2 separate regions of the Homo sapiens genome follow, and region 2 is linked to region 1. Evidence: chromatin loops called from intact Hi-C (ENCODE). Cell type or tissue: IMR-90. All regions are shown on one strand.

Evidence for each region. A loop is a pair of places that touch in the nucleus more often than their neighbours do. Peaks named below come from ENCODE experiments on the same cell type or tissue, not always from the same donor. Only the 100,000 strongest peaks of a DNase experiment are listed, where the experiment ranks them.
Region 2: a loop joins it to region 1, with 3 times the contacts of the local background. A loop is called at or near these places in 2 of 110 quality-filtered maps.

Annotation. Positions count from the first base shown.
Region 1 is chr9:98,703,400-98,711,399 of GRCh38, reverse strand. GABBR2 (gamma-aminobutyric acid type B receptor subunit 2) reads left to right here and starts at 2,465. Exons shown (of 19, transcript NM_005458.8): 1 at 2,465-2,983. The coding sequence starts at 2,663. RefSeq lists enhancers at 1,079-1,373, 3,126-3,696, 4,268-4,839. In IMR-90, a CTCF peak has its summit at 4,031 (motif pointing right); DNase peaks (open chromatin) are centred at 839 and 4,029; H3K4me3 peaks cover 3,176 bases; H3K27ac peaks cover 1,688 bases; H3K27me3 peaks cover 703 bases.
Region 2 is chr9:98,379,738-98,387,737 of GRCh38, reverse strand. It overlaps GABBR2 (gamma-aminobutyric acid type B receptor subunit 2), which reads left to right. Exons shown (of 19, transcript NM_005458.8): 11 at 1,966-2,098. Among named protein-coding and RNA genes, the nearest start is that of TBC1D2, 130 kb to the right of the region's middle. In IMR-90, a CTCF peak has its summit at 3,784; a DNase peak (open chromatin) is centred at 7,447; H3K27ac peaks cover 627 bases.

The DNA.
Region 1 (8,000 bases):
TGGTCAAAGGAATGAATGATTATTATAAAGCAAGACGCTGGACCCCAGCTCTGGAGGAACATGCATTCTAGGCTGGTGACTGAGGCAGGAACTCAGACTCAGGAAGCACATCAGGGATGCAGTTACCCAAACTGTAATACCAGGCCAGAGTAAGATCTTGGAACCAGAGGGATGCCCAGGCATTAGGAGTGGGCTGTGAGATCAGAGATTGGCCTGGAGCCATGCTGATGGAGAGTGAGATTGGTGCCCCCTGGGTCAGGGCAGATCCCAGGTCATGCGTCTTGGGGCCAGGTCACCCCACCATAAAAGAAGACAGAGGGGCTGTAGGGCAGGATGCCAGGTAGGGCCTTCAACCCCTTAGTAAATGTCAGGCAAAGTTACCCAGCTTTCAACTTATTCCCAGATGTAGGTGTCAGTGGACACTCTATATTGGCACAGCTTGCAAGGAGGACACAAATGACTAAAGGAAAGAATTAGAAAAAAGAAAAAAACCAAGTGAAAATGTTCATTCAGAAACCTGAGCTAAGGGTTTGAGGAATGGCAGGTGCCAGAAGACTATGACTGGAGGATATTTGTGATGTCAAGTGAGACAGCAGTTGAGCGAGTATCTGGGGATTACACTGTCCTTTGGACCATTTCTTTCCCTCCCTCCCTTCCTTCCTCCCTTCCTGGAGGAGATGCTCAGGTGAGTTCTGTTCATGCAAACCCTCCAGCTTGGGGAAAAGGAAATGCCAAGTGGAGCCGGGAGAGGTGGAGTCTATAGAAGCCTGGAAAGAGAAGTTAGGGCAGAGAGAATTTGGCCTGGTTTCCCTGGCGCTGTCCAAGGTACTCTCTAGTAGTTCTGCTCAGCCTCCACTCACATCTTTGTGCTTCCTAACAACTCAGCCTGGATTCAGAGCTGCCCTTGCCTCACTCCAGTAGAGCTGGTGTGTGGCCATCATCATCATCATCCGGTCCAAATCCCTCACCATATGCCGGAGGGAATCGATGTCCAGAGCAACTGAGTCAGGGCAGTGCTCCTCCTGGAGAGGAAACTTGCAGTCCCACATCCCTGGCTCCCACTGCACTGTGCACGGAGTTCCTGCTGGCTCTGGGTTCCGGTCCTTCAGTAGCTCTGTGTGCTTCCACTAGCTACAGAACCTCTCTGAGCACCAGTGTATTCGCCTGTAAAGTAAGGGTGAGTAACACAGTATGCTTACAGGGCAGTTGTGGGGATTACATCATAAGGCACACAGTAAGTACTCAGCGAAGGTCAAACTTCCATTCTTGTTACAAGGTCGTCGATATCTTCCACAGTCCCTGGTTCAGGCTCAAGTATGTTTTGTGATTTGATGTCCTACTGTGTTCCTCGCATTAATCAGCCCCTGGGACTTTATAGATTAATGATCACGTTTCCTATTCTTGAAGTATGCAGAGGCACAAGGAACCCAAGGTCTTAGGTCAGCTCACTCGGGTACATCTGGCTCGGGACTGCTTTGGCTAAGATTGGCCAGTGCGACCTGGCAGAGAGAGGGCCAAGTCCAGGGGCGCGCGGCCCCGCCCTGGCCTGAGGATAGTGCTCCCACCCCGGGAGACTTCTAGGGCGGGGCCCATCAAGAATGGGGACGCGGGGAGGTCAAATGCCTGGAGGGGGCGGTAGCGCACGTAAGGTTGGGACCCCAGCTTTGCTTGGGGTTGGCAAAGGGCGGTCGCTCCGTCTGGTGGGGAGGAAAGGGGTGTCCTCAGCCAAGGCCCTAAAGGCCGGGCAGCCTGGCACCAACGGGCGTTCGAGCACCCGTGGGCGTCTTCAGCGACCCCCGGGACTCGGTCAGGGGCTCGTGGGCGCCAGAAAAGAACGGGAGAGCGTAGGCTGCAGATGCCTCTGGGACGCCTTCGTGGAACATTCTCCTGCCCAGACCTTCCCGGCCAGACCTCCGAGAAGCGGTTCCAAACCACCGTGCAGGTGCTACAGGCAGCGCTCGGCGGAGCGGCGGCGGCCACTGCGTGTGCCAGCGCGCGGTCCCGGTTCCCAGATCGCTGTCCCCGGGCGCTCTGGTGCCTGGAGGTCAGCGGTCGGCGGGCAGCGGCAGCTGGCGCAGCGGAGGGCCGGGGGCGCGTGTGTGCGTGTGCTGGGAAGGTGGCCCTCCCCGCGGCCGCCGCAGCGCCAGCGCCTCCCCCTCCCCCGGCGCGCACGGCTCGTCCCCGTCCCTGGAGGCGGCCCGAGCCGCCCCTGAGCAGCCTCGCCTTCGCCTCCCGCGTTTCCTGCCGTCCGCCCTCCCCCGGCCGAGCTCCAGGGGCTGCCGCCTAGCAGCTCCCGGCGGGAGAGCGGTTCAGAGCGCGCACGGGGGCGGGCGGAGGCGGCCCGGTGCGGGGCGGCCGCGCTGGAGAGAGGCGCGCGCGGAGACGCCGGCCCCCCTCTCCGCGTTTGCTCGCTTGCTCCCCGCCTCCCGCACTCCGCTCGCTCCCACCCCTTCCCGGCGTGATTGATCCGTCACGGGCGCCGCCGCTGCCGCCGCCGCCGCCGCGGCCGTTCTGAGCCGAGCCGGAACCCTAGCCCGAGACGGAGCCGGGGCCCGGGCCGGCGCCATTGCGCGGGCGCCGCGGGAAGACCTTGGCGCGGGGCGGCGGGCCGGGCCAGGCCATGCGGGCCGAGTGAGCCGGCGCCCGCAGCCCGCGGCGCGGCATGGCTTCCCCGCGGAGCTCCGGGCAGCCCGGGCCGCCGCCGCCGCCGCCACCGCCGCCCGCGCGCCTGCTACTGCTACTGCTGCTGCCGCTGCTGCTGCCTCTGGCGCCCGGGGCCTGGGGCTGGGCGCGGGGCGCCCCCCGGCCGCCGCCCAGCAGCCCGCCGCTCTCCATCATGGGCCTCATGCCGCTCACCAAGGAGGTGGCCAAGGGCAGCATCGGGCGCGGTGTGCTCCCCGCCGTGGAACTGGCCATCGAGCAGATCCGCAACGAGTCACTCCTGCGCCCCTACTTCCTCGACCTGCGGCTCTATGACACGGAGGTGAGTGTCCGGCTGCCCCTGCCGTCGGGGCTTCGGGGGGCATTGGGGTGGGTGGTTTGGACACAGGCAACCTCCGGCCTTTGGTCAGATCCCCGATTGACCGGCCCGCGCCTGCCGAGGGCAGAGAGGGCTGGTGCCCAGTGTTCACCCCCGCGGTCCTGCTGGGCTTGGCTGGCACAGCTGGTAACATTTGCCAAGCACCCCCTCCTCTGGTCTTATGTGTGTATGTGTGTGTGGGGAGGGGTGGGGGTGGGATAGAAGACTGGGGTCTCTTTTGACCAGAGAAAAAGGAGTGGAGAAGGTGGGGGCTGGACCCCCAAAGGCCTACATTGATTGTCCCTGTCCAGGTCCCGCTCATGGGGCTGCGAGGTACCGAGTGGGAGGAACAGGCGCATTGACTGCAAACTGGGCCACCCAGGGCCGGAGGGGCCGCGGGCCTGCTCACAGGCCCCCAGGGAAGCCGAGCCGCGCTTTGAGGTCCGGAAGGCTCCGGAACCCAAGGGGCTTGAGCGTGCAGCGTGGCTGGGCGCCTGGTGCGCGCCAGCAGCTCTGAGCCCGCTCCGCGCGGGCAAGTGTGGGGCCACCGGCTCTGCAGCGCTTCTGCCTGGACGTGCCCGGCGCTGCCTGTGGCCAGAGCGATTTCAGGAGACCCCTGCCTCGGGTTAGTTGCTCAGAAAGTGCCCTGGCAGTTCTCGTCCCGGACGTGCAGTGGTGTCCGGCCGCGCCGCTGCTGTTGGCCGGGCGGCTGCAGGCAGTTTCTCACGGCTCAGGCTTGAAGCATCCGACCTAGCAGCCGGAGCACAGACTTGGAGAGCAGTCCGGAGCGGAGCCAGAGAGCCAAGGGCTTTCCATCCCAAGACCCCTCCCCACGCCCTCGGTTTGGGTTCTGCCTGAAGCCCCAGAGCGGACCTTCACCGCCAGGCCGGGGCTGGAGCGCGCGGAGCGGGTCTGGAGGAGCGATCGCTGGCCGCGCAAGGTCGGGTTTGCGAGTTTTTCCGGACCGAGCGAGCCCCTGTGCTCCGACCGCAGCGTCTGAGACGCGGCCTGAAGGGGGCAGTGATTTCCTGTGCAGTACGCTCGGTTGGCGCCTCTTCCATCGCGCGGAACGGGGCCGAGGCGCTGGGCTTGATCCTGGCTTCCTGGGACTCTCCGGGCGCTTCTGCTGGAGTCCAGGTGCAGAACCCTTTTGGGAGGAGGGTCGCGCTACTGCTCTGGTGGTGCAATCTGGGCTTCCCCTCCTCCTTGGTCGGACCCTCTTTATGTCCCCAGAGAAAGAGCAGAATCTAGATTGTATCTTATTCCCTGCCTCCCCCGCTTCACCGGTGAACCAGCTTGCTCTGCGCTGTAAATAAAAGGTGAAGGAACCGGTGGCAGTTGGCAGCGGTACGCGCAGGCTGCTGCAGGCGGAGAGGCGTCCTCTGCCCCAGAGGATGCAAGCTGGCTGGCTGTGCAGGGCTAACCCGGTGTGAAATCATTTCCGAATGACATTCCTATCGCCCTCGTCTTTGCCTGAGCATCTCAAGTTCTGTGGGGGTACTTGTCTGGCACACATAAATGGAGACAGCAATGCAGTTACACGGAGGCATATCTTCTTGACAGTTTCTCTGTTGCTACTGCACATATTCTTCTGGAGGGGTCACTGCAAAGCCGGTCTTTTGGGGACAAACACATTTTTAGATAGGGCAGCCCTGCTTGCATCATCACCAAGTATTGTCAGCTGCATAATGTTTTCATCATCAGTTTCTTCCCTTTAGAAAGCTTCCCTGAAAGAGATTTCATACTGGCCTGTTTGTGGCAGCAAAGAGATGGGTGCTTCGTTTCAGGGTGTGGGTTGAAGCCTTTACATTTTATTTTTCGAGTGTGTCTTGATGACTTTCTGAGTGAAAGGACCCAAAGTCAAGAGGATGAGACAGTCAGAAGACTCTTCAATTCGTGGGAATATTTAGAAAACAGTGGGAAGGAAGACAGAAGATAATTTTAGCTTCGTGCAAACAGAGAAGTGTCTCTAGCCTTTTGAAGGGGCCCAGAGCCAGGGCTTTGGGGTAGGTGGGGCCTGGGTTTTAGTGAGAAACTGGTTACTTTCCACCCTGGATGACCTTGAGCTGGGTATTTAATCTCTCTAAGCCTAGGTGGGAATATTATGTGTACTCTGCAGGTGACACACAGCTTAAGGAAGATAACAGGCCAGGGTAGAAGATGCCCTGAGCTGGCAGGCTCAGCGGCCAGTGCTCTGGCATGCTGTAAGCACTAAATAAATGTGTCCTGCTGCCTCCCCTCCTCCTCCTCCTTCTTTTTTTTTTTTTTTTTGTTTTTTTTGTTTTGTTTTGTTTTTGTTTTTTTGAGATAGAGTTTTGCTCTTGTTGCCCAGGCTGGAGTGCATTGGCGTGATCTTGGCTCACCGCAACCTCCACCTCCCAGGGTCAAGTGATTCTCCTGCCTCAGCCTCCCGTGTAGCTGGGATTACAGGCATGTGCCACCATGCCCAGCTAATTTTGTATTTTTAGTAGAGATGGGGTTTCTCCATGTTGGTCGGGCTGGTCTTGAACTCCCGACCTCAGGTGATCTGCCCACCTCTGCCTCCCAAAGTGCTGGGATTACAGGCATGAGCCACCGTGCCCAGCTCCCTTCCTTCATTTTTATTTCCTGTGAATTCACAAGTGGCCTTATCTTTAAAGTAGAGGTGCTTTCTCCCTGAGCCAGAGTGAAGGAAGGATCAGTCTAGGTAATTTGCAGCAAAATCTAGAGCGATCTAAAGAATGTTTGTGGCTAGTGTTAGAGTGTTTAGGGTCTAGTTTATTCAGATTGGCTGTCTTTGTGGACACTGCCTAATTATTTGCAGGCTGTGTCACATTGTTTGTAGACTTTAACACAGGGTGGATGTGGTGAACAGATTTTGGCTGGATTTGCTGACATTTGCTGTCAATCAGTGGCCTCAATGGCCAGTGACTATGGGCACCAGTATGGACCTTTATCCATATGATCTGCAGAGAGATGGAGATTTAGCAAGGAATGGGTTAATCTGGTCCCTGGGGACAATCTGTCTCAATAAAGGAGCCTCCTACAACCAGATTGACTCTCTTCTGTAAGTAGAATAGTGGTAGATTTTCAAAACCTCACTCAATGCCATGTGTTGGTAAAAATGAAACAGCCTAACAGAATACCTGTCTATCAGAACCTCTGCTTCTCTGGTGTAACACCAAATGGCTTCAGCAAATACTCGTTTATATATTCCAATGAGGATTTGAACAAGCAAGACAACTGAAAATACAGATAAAAGAAAGCATCAGAAACTATGTAGAAGCATAGAAGTTACTATACCAAGAACCTGGGCTAAAATTTATTGCATTGAGTATTATATTTTAGCTCTGAGCTTCCTGGCAGTCAAGGTAAAAAGGTAAATGTACCATATTACTTAATGTTTGATCTAAAAAATCTGAGAGACAATGACTTTTTTTTTTTTTTTTGAAAGAGTTGGGGGTCTCATTCTCTTGCTCAAGCCAGACTGCAGTGGTACATCATAGCTCACTGCAGCCTTGAACTCCTGGGCTCAAGTGATCTTCCTGTCTTCAGAAATGTTCTCCATGTGATTGTTTCTTATTCTAGCCACACTAATAAAATAAAATAATAGCCAAGGAATGAGTTAAAGATATTTTTTTTCAATTTGATTAATGTTCATTGTGGAAAAGCTGAAAATTACAGAGAAGCATAAAGAAAAATAATTGCCCATAATCCATCTACACAAAAATAATAACATCTAATAATTAGCATCATTCCCTTCCAGTTGTCATTTTTTACTATTTTATGTACTTGAGATCATACTCCATGTGCTCTTTTATGTTTTTTTCCTTCAGTTAACATTGTATCATGGGTTTTTCCCCATGTCCTCAAATCCTCCTTGTAAAGATGATTTTTGGTGGCTGTATACTATTCTATCCTGTGGGTGAACCATACGTATTTAATCATTCCCCTATTGTTGGACCTATATGTTTTCTCATGTGTTACTATCTTAAATCATTCAATAATAAACTTAGAGAAAGTTCAGGGAGCCAAGGAGCCCAGTCTAGGGGTACAACTGTCAGAAAGACCACCCTGATGCCAAGATCCAATGTAGAAATCCCAGTGATTGTTGAGCATGTCTTTTTTCTTGAGTGGCTTTGCCAAATATCTTTTCCCTTATTCACTATGCTTTAAAAAGGATTTAAAGGACTGTTGAATTGAGGCTGTGCTTCCTAAAAAGGTCTGAGTACAGCTCAGCAGGTGTTTACTGAGCACCTACTGGAGCTGTTGATGCTGCAGAAAGGTGTAAAACATAGCCCCGGGTTTGAGAGAGGCAGCTGGTGAACAGAGAACAGGGCAAGAACGTATTCATCATTTCTAATGCAAGGTAGAGAATGATAGTGGAGATGGTTGCATAATTCTGTGAATGTACTAAAAACCATGGAATTATACACTTTATATATATATATATAAATCACTCTTTTAAAGTGTATAAGTTAATTAAATCTCAGTACAGATTTAACTGTATTAAATCTCAATACAGTTAACTAAATCTCAATACAATAAAATATAAATTTTTAATTTTATTAAAAAATAAATTTATTTTTATTTAAAAATAAAAAGATAGACTGAGTGTGGTGGCTCATGCCTGTAATCTCAGCATTTTGGGGGTGCTGAGGTGAGAGGATTGCTTGAGGCCAAGGAGTTCAAGACCAGCCTGAGCAACATAGGGAGACCCTGTCTCTACATAAAATAAAAAATTAGCCTGACATGGTGGTATGTGCCTGTGGTCCCAGCCACTAGGGAGGTTGAGGCAGGAGGATTGCTAGAGCCTAGGAGGTAAAGGCTACAGTAAGCTGTGATTGTGCTGCTGCACTCTAGCCTGGGCAACAGAGCAAGACTCTGTCTCAAAAATAAAACGAAATAAAATTTAAAAATTTTAAAAAGAACGTGAGCTCTTTCAGGTTCAGGTTTACATCTTCTTTGCAGCTGCACCCCCACTGCCCAGCATGCTGCCTGG
Region 2 (8,000 bases), 320 kb after region 1:
CTAGGCTTTTCTCAAACTCCTGGACTCAAGCGATCCTCCTGCCTCAGCCTCCCAAGTTGCTGGAATTAGAGGCATGAGCCACTGTGTCCGGGGTTATTTTGTTGTTTGTTTGGCTTTTTTTGATAGCAGTTGCTTAGGTCAAACCTATTTCCTGAAAAACAGAAAAGAGTTTTCTTCTCCTGTTATTTTATTTTACTTACAACAAATAGCACATATACTGCCACAAAAAAAAGTGAGGCAACTTTTGTCCACTCCATACAAACCTTAAATGCTCAACATACCTCTTAGCACTTGGCACAGGCCTGGGCACATAATCAGCTCTCAAAGTTAGATTGACAGCCCAGATGCCTCGAGAAGTCCCATCAGGACAGCAAGTTGCCCCATCATAAGACTAAACTCATTGAATTCCTTAACTACCCCCTCTTGGCCTCCTGGGGGAAAGTTACCATTACTCTTTTCAAGAGGCTGGCATCCAGGTGAAGTTTTTTGTTTTGTTTTGTCTTGTTTTTTAACTGGCTTGGCTATTTAAAAATCTGCAGAAAGATAGAAAAAAAATATTGCTATGGTTCCCAATCCCTCCCCCTACTTCTGTCTTCCTAAATCCATCCTATAAGGCCCACCTCCTCTGGGAAGCCTGCCCCAACCCCCAGGCTCTCCCCTCCCCTGACTGCTGTAGTAATAAGAATTGAGGCACCTAAGTAGTTCACGGTTTACAAAAGGACCTCCAAGGACCCAGCGTCATCTCAGCTTCATGTGTGTCCAAGGCAACAGGATCAGTTATACAGGTGAGGAAATTCAGCCAGGCTAAGTGATTTGTCAAGGTGTCACTTTTATGGAGTGGCCGAGTCTAAGCCCTGGACCCCCTGCTCCCAACTTGAAAGCCGGGGTGCAGTTCACAGAGGAAGAGCAGCAGGCTTCTTATTTCCCTCTCCCTTTGACGTATTGCATGTTTAAAATGTGAAGGGTTAACAGAACTGGAGAATGCAAAGGAAAATGTTGGGGAACAATTGGCTGTAATTACAGTCTGCAAAAGAGCCCCTCAACCACAGGGCGCCTAAAACCTGAAGCCCTTCTGAGCTGATTGTGCTGGGGGGGCCAGGCACCTACAAGCCCACTGATGACCCTGGCTTGCTGGGCAGCTGGAGGCCACCACAGGGTTCCGGGAGGAAATGACAGAGAAGGATGCAGCGTCTGGAAGTATAAAGAATGCTCCCTGCTCCCCACTGCAGCCTAGTGAAGACAGGGGTAGTGGGTGGGTTGCGGACTCTGGTGTCTCCCTCTGTCACCCGGTGACTGGGAGAGGTATTCCTGCCCACATGTGTGGCTGTCTTTGTGCACGGAACAGTGTGAGCTTTCCTAAGCAACCCTGAGACTCACAGTTAGGCCTCCTTGACATGGTCTACTCAAGGCTGGGGAGTGTGGTATGGGACTTTCTCCTCACTGTGGGGAACGTGGCTGAAGTTACATGTCACATTCTCTAGATTTGACATGAGTTCTTAGTTCCAGCCAAAAAAAAAAAAAAAAACCTGTTGACTTAATGCTTTTGTTTAAACTGAAAATTAATGGATGAAGAAGCTGATGTGACAAGCTGTCCCTTGGGAAGTAATAGGTGAACTTGACAAAGGAGGCAGGGAAATCAACAATTAGAAATATATAGTTGTCTGAGGTCTTTTAGTGAAGGACAAACAGTAGGTGGGGAGGAGGGTAGAGGAAACCAGAGCTTTTCATTATTTCTCTGTAAGGGGAAGGTTCCAGAGTGAGCACCTGGGTGTTGGGGAAAATCTGACTAGAAATGTGGGACTTCCTGCTGATGTGTCCCCTGAGGCCCCATGGCGTATTTCTGTTTCTCTCTCTCCCCTCTAGCCTGAGCAACAATATATATCTAGCAGGCGTTTAGAAAATACCTGTTGAAGGAATAACTAAATTAACCATTCTGTTAAATCTATTGTCTCTTTCTCTTGTCAGGCTCATAAAGATGTCGAGTCCATACATGAACAACCTTATCATCCTTGGAGGGATGCTCTCCTATGCTTCCATATTTCTCTTTGGCCTTGATGGATCCTTTGTCTCTGAAAAGACCTTTGAAACACTTTGCACCGTAAGTCATTCTGCATAAGCCAGTGGTATATGATAGAAAGTTTCCTTGGTGACCTCAGTCATCGAAAACACAGATGCAAACCCAGAAATACATGAAAATACATGAACAGGCAGGGAACAACCCATTTAGTAGTTTTCAACTCAACAGGGAAGAACGGTGTTACTGTCAGGCCATCACTGGGTATAAATACCACCTACAAAGTTAAGATAATGGACTTCCAGCCCGGGCAACATGGTGAAACCCTGTCTCTACAAAAAATACAAAAAAAAATTAGCCAGGCATGCTGGTGTACACCTGTAGTCCCATCTTCTCAGGAGGCTGAGGAGGGAGGATTGCTTGAGCCCAAAGATCAAGGTTGCAGTGAGTTGTGATCGCGTCACTGTGCCCCAGCCTGGGAAACAGAGAAAGACCCTGTCTCGGAAATAAAGATACTGGACTTACCAGGCCACTGTTAGAAGAGAGCCCACTGAGAATTGACAGAGTAACATAGAAAAGGAGGGGAAAAATATTATCTTCCAGAAAAGCATCAGCGCCAAGGGTCAGAGTCAGGGTCAGGATCGTTTAAGAAGGAACAGATCCTCCCATCTACCTCAAAAACCATCAAAGAATATGACGATAGATCTTTGTATGTCTGACTGAGTTATATGGTAAAAGCTATAATTGTTATTTTCTATTTAAGTGGTGTTTTCTTCAACGGTTTTTTCCTTATTGTTCCCCTAAGGAGCATTTTTAGACATTTTTTCCTAATGATTCCTCTTATGAAAGTTTAATACCAGAAATGTAATGTATATCTGTTTGTGTACTTTATATATATATCTATGGTTTATACGTAAAAAAGAGTAATGTTTCTTCACATTCAAGAACCAACAGTTGCCCCCAAGGGGGCTGTATCATCCCTATTGAGATATATATATATTTAATGAAGTCCAAAGCAGTGTAACTAATTTACTATACATTAGAAAGATTATTTTTAAAGTTAATTAACATGTTAAAAAGTTTAATGCCTAAAGAAATGCCTTTTATTTTTTTTTGTTTTTTGGGTTTTTTTGGAGACAGAGTTTCACTCTTGTTGCCCAGGCTGGAGTGCAATGGTATGATCTCAGCTCACTGCAACCTCCGCCTCCTGGGTTCAAGTGATTCTCCTGCCTCAGCCTCCTGAGTAGCTGGGACTACAGGCATGCACCACCATGCCCAGCTAATTTTATATTTTTAGTAGAGACGGGGTTTCTCCATGTTGGTCAGGATGGTCTCGAACTCCCGACCTCAGGTGATCTGCCTGCCTCGGCCTCCCTAGTTATTTTTTTAAAGGGGGTTATGTATTAGCAATCACTTAATAGTTTTATGGAACTAACTCTCAGTTGAAAATATCATGAACTTACTTTTTAAGAATAAAGTAATCAGTTGGGATGTATTTCTGGACATTGACTATGATCTGTCCAAATGGGGTTAGCCAGCTGGGTCTCTTTAGAGTCCCACATGCAGTAATTCATCCAGTCCCCTGCCTGGAAGACCAGAGCTAGAGGGGATGGTCAAAAGATCGGTGCTGAGTGGATTCATCCAAAAGCCACTCCTTTGTTGGTGCTGTTTTCTTTCAAGACGTTGAGAGCACTGTGGGCCCTTTTTTGCAAAGCAGCCTTTTTTAGACTGCATTTGTTGCTCACAAGCCTCAGTGTTGCCCACTGCTGGATGATGAGGGCTGAAGGCTAGCAGTGAGGGATGCTTAAACGAAGCACCCTTTAAATGTGCTGCAAGTCCCCACTCACACCCCAGATTTTGAGGACTGAGTCCAGGCCAGTCCCTCTGCTCTGGGACAGCACATGGAAAGAAGGGAAGCCCCCCAAGATCTTACAGTCTAGGGGATTTTGCTCCCAGGATTTCTGCGAATGATTAAACTGGACTGACTGTTACACATCATCGAGAAATTGTTCCTGTTACCAGTAACTTCACTGTGAGCTGTCTAGCCAGAGAGAGGTCTACAGATACATTTACTTTATCCTCAATTGGGCAGTGCCTTGAGAAGTGTGTGGTCGAGTCCCCAGTAACTGAGGGGGTAGTGAGGTCACTGGTGTGTTCAGGCCCCTCTCCTCTCCTGGAGGGACCTGCATGACTGTCAAACCCCAGTGCTCCAGGGTCACTTGGTTCACTCTTCCCACTCAAGAGTTTTTCACTCCAAGCCTGGCACTGGCTCATTCCCACCAAAAGATCAAAAGAGTATGGCCTTCTGGCATGAGACTAATTCCCATTATTCTGCCCGTCTGGGAGTGAAGAAGGTGAATACAAAAGATGCAAGTCCCTGGCTTCACTGTGCCTGCAGTCAGCTTCCAAAGAAGCTGAGCTTCTCAAAAGTCCTTGTGGGTGTGGTTCAGTGGGGTTGTTCTCTAAAGAGTATGGCCTCCTGGGGCAAGGTGCAGTGGCTCACACCTATAATCCCAGCACTTTGAGAGGCTGAGGCAGGCAGATCACCCGAGGTCAGGAGTTCAAGACCAGCCTGACCAACATGGAGAAACCCCATCTCTACTAAAAATACAAAATTAGCCGGGCATGGAGGCGCATGCCTGTAATCCCAGCTACTCAGGAGGCTGAGGGCAGGAGAATCGCTTGAACCTGGGAGGCAGGGGTTACAGTGAGCCGAGATCACGCCATGGCACCCCAGCCTGGGCCACAGGAGTGAAACTCCATCTCAAAAAAAAGAAAAAAACAAGGGTGGCCTTCTGGCATGAGAATGATAACCAAAGCGCATGGAAGTCTCGCTAGTTTTAGTGGAAGTGTGAAGGCCACTGAGTCTCTGATATTCCTACATCAGCATGACTTTTGTGCCCTGAGATGCCTAACAATTTCATGGGCATACAATTTATTTATGGTCAGCTTTCCTGGGCAGTGGTGAGGCCTGAATAAAAGGTTGCTCCTGAGGGACCCTGATGAAGTTAAACGAGGAAAGTGAGGATTTCTCTCTTCCATCTGTGCTTAGGCTTCCTCCCCAAGTTTTAGGACACAGTGATGATTACAGTAATGGAAATGGTACTGGGGCCGGGTGCAGTGGCTCATGCTTATAATCCCAGCACTTTGGGAGGCCGAGGCGGGTAGATCACCTGGAGCCAGGAGTTCAAGACCAACCTGGCCAACATGGCAAACCCCATCTCTACTTAAAAATACAAAAAATTAGCTGGGCGAGGTGGCGGGCGCCTGTAGTCCCAGCTACTCAGGAGGCTGAGGCAGGAGAATGGCGTGAACCTGGGAGGCGGAGCTTGCAGTGAGCCGAGATCGTGCCACTGCACTCCTGCCTGGGCGACAGAGCGAGACTCGGTCTCAAAAAAAAAGATACTGGGGGCAAGTTTGGCAACTCCAGTTTCTCAGTGGCATCCCTGAGAGGCAAGGGGCTTGCCTTGTTCCCCAGGTTGAGAACCGGTGGAGCAAAACCCTACCCTCATTCTGCCATGGCCCCAGTCCTTCCCGGGGGCCACTCTGCCCATCTCCTCATCACTTGCTGTTGGACACCTGGGAATGCCTCAGGTGTCCTGAGGCATTCAATCTTCACTGCAGAGATTCCTGCAGCAGACATGAAGGGCTGCCCAGCCTTTAGAAACTCTCTCCTTCCCAGAAAGAAGTTCCTGACATCTCGCCTTGTTCACAAGCCAAAGGCTATGAAAGCACAGGTGCTTTCTCAAGTTTGACCTGAATTCAACAACCACAGGGTGACGCAGGCTAGGGAGCAAAAACAGGGACATCCCCCACACCCAGGGCTTTTCTTTTTAATGAAGCCTGATGTTCTATTCTGGGAGTCACGCTCATTTGTGTGAGGGGAAGGTTGTCCTGGGAAGCCGGGGAAGGCTGATATGAATAAATCATAAAGCGCTTTACAAATCAGCATCGGCTCTGAAAATGAGGGCCCGAAAAGATATTAGGGCCCAGTTCTTGCTGCCCCTGAGAATTAATTTATTTGCAGTCAAGGCTGTTTTAGAAGCTCTACAAAGGGGAGTCCACATGCATGACTGTGGGGAAAAGGCATAGATTATCTACCCCGGACTGAATCGGGTCAGCACAGAGGTGTACATGGGTTAGGGCTGGGGCCATTTATTTACTAATTCTCAATATTGCCCAGGAAGAGGAAGTGAAAGCTCTTGAATTTAGGGCCTAAGTACCAGTGCCTGATGGGTACAATTTGGGTTGTATTCCACCTGCTATTCCAGGGTGGGCAGCTCCTTAATTTCACTTGGTGCCATGGATTCTGTCCTTCGGACCTAGAAGGCTGCTCCCAGCAAACTCCCACCGAGTGGGGAGCTGCAAGGAGAAGCAGGCCCCTATGGTGTAGTGATCACGGATCTTCCAACAACAGCCTGCATTCGACTGCCACCTCCTCCACTTACTAGCTCCTGACTGCAGCAAGTGACTTAACCTCAGTTTTCTCATCTGTAAAATGAGCATAACAGTTTTCCCTCTGCAGGATTGCAGTGTGGGTTAAACAAGACGATTCAGACAAGCCGCCTGGAACTCAGGGAGAGTGCTGCATGGAGGGATGTAGGAGGAGGGATAGGCATCACAGCTTGTCACCTTGCATCCTCGTCACAGTGTAATTTCCTGGTGTCCCACACTGGGTTCTGTAAATCTTAAAGGACAGGGGACAAGGTAGACCATGAGACCAGGTTCAGACATGGCGCAGCCGAAGTCACAGTTCTGTCTGCTCTGCTGCCATATACATGCCGCTTTTTTCTCCCTTTTAGTTTTCAAAATAGCAGCTTAACACAGTGAGAAACCATGAATACCCCCTCAGGCAGAAACCTATGACAGTCACAAGATTAGGCCTCTCTAGGGGCTACACCTCTGCTCGGACGAGGGTGGGTGCGTGTGTGAGTGCGTGCACACAGATTCACCCACACACAGTGCTACTCCTAGGGATGCAGTTTCTCTTAGTTCCCATCCCCCACTCCCTCTGACCCTTTCCAGAATCTTCCCAGACTGTCAGTGCCGGTTTCTCCAAGTCTTGAGAACAGCTCCAGCTATACCCCGTGCTGTCTCCCTGGACACTGTGCGGGTAGTGGAGTCACCATAGCAACGTGGCCCCTGTGGACGTGGAGCTGTCTGCAAGGACAGTGCTGGGCGTGGCCAGGGCCCCAGTGCCAGGGGGAAGGGATGGACCCCGGCAGCTGAGCTGACCCGGCTCTGGGATCCCAGCCCCTGTCTGCCCAGACAAGGAGTCCAGCAGGTGGGGATGAGAAAAAGCACTTGCCTTCCTTGTGGATCTGAGGCAGAAACCCCAGCTCGAGCGGGGGAGGAGTAAGAAGGGGCTTTGCAGACAGGATGAGGAGGCTCCAGGCGGACCTTAGATCCCAGCGTGGGCCTCACGCAGCTTCCTGGGCTCTCAGAAGCATTCCTGGGCGTGGGGTAGTAACAGCTTCCTGTTAACTCCCGAGCCTGTGCCCTCAGCCTCTGCGAGTCACCAAGGCCAGCTTTCAGCCAGGGGCAGCCTTTCGTTCACAACCACCTGACAAGGCCAAGTTCACTGTCCCCACCTGACGGAGCAGAAAACGGAAGCCCTGTCACACACTGCTAGGCAGCAGGGAAGAAGTTTAAAACTAGCTCTGTTGGACCACAAAGATGATTGAGATGTTTCATTAGAAAGCAAGACTATTCTGATTTTTTATTAGCTGGCTTATACCAGAAAAAAAAAAAAAGTCAACTAAGTTCTTAGGGATCTGGTAACCACCTATCCCAGCCAATATTACCAAAATTTTTGTCTCAGATTTTTTTAAATTAAGATATAATCCACATACCATAAATTTTGCCCTTTTAATGTGTACAATTCAGTGGCTTTTGTTTACCCTATTTAACATCTCTGAACCTTAGTTTCCTCTTCTGTAAAATGGGGATGATAATAATAGGGTTGTGAGGATTAAATGAGATCATG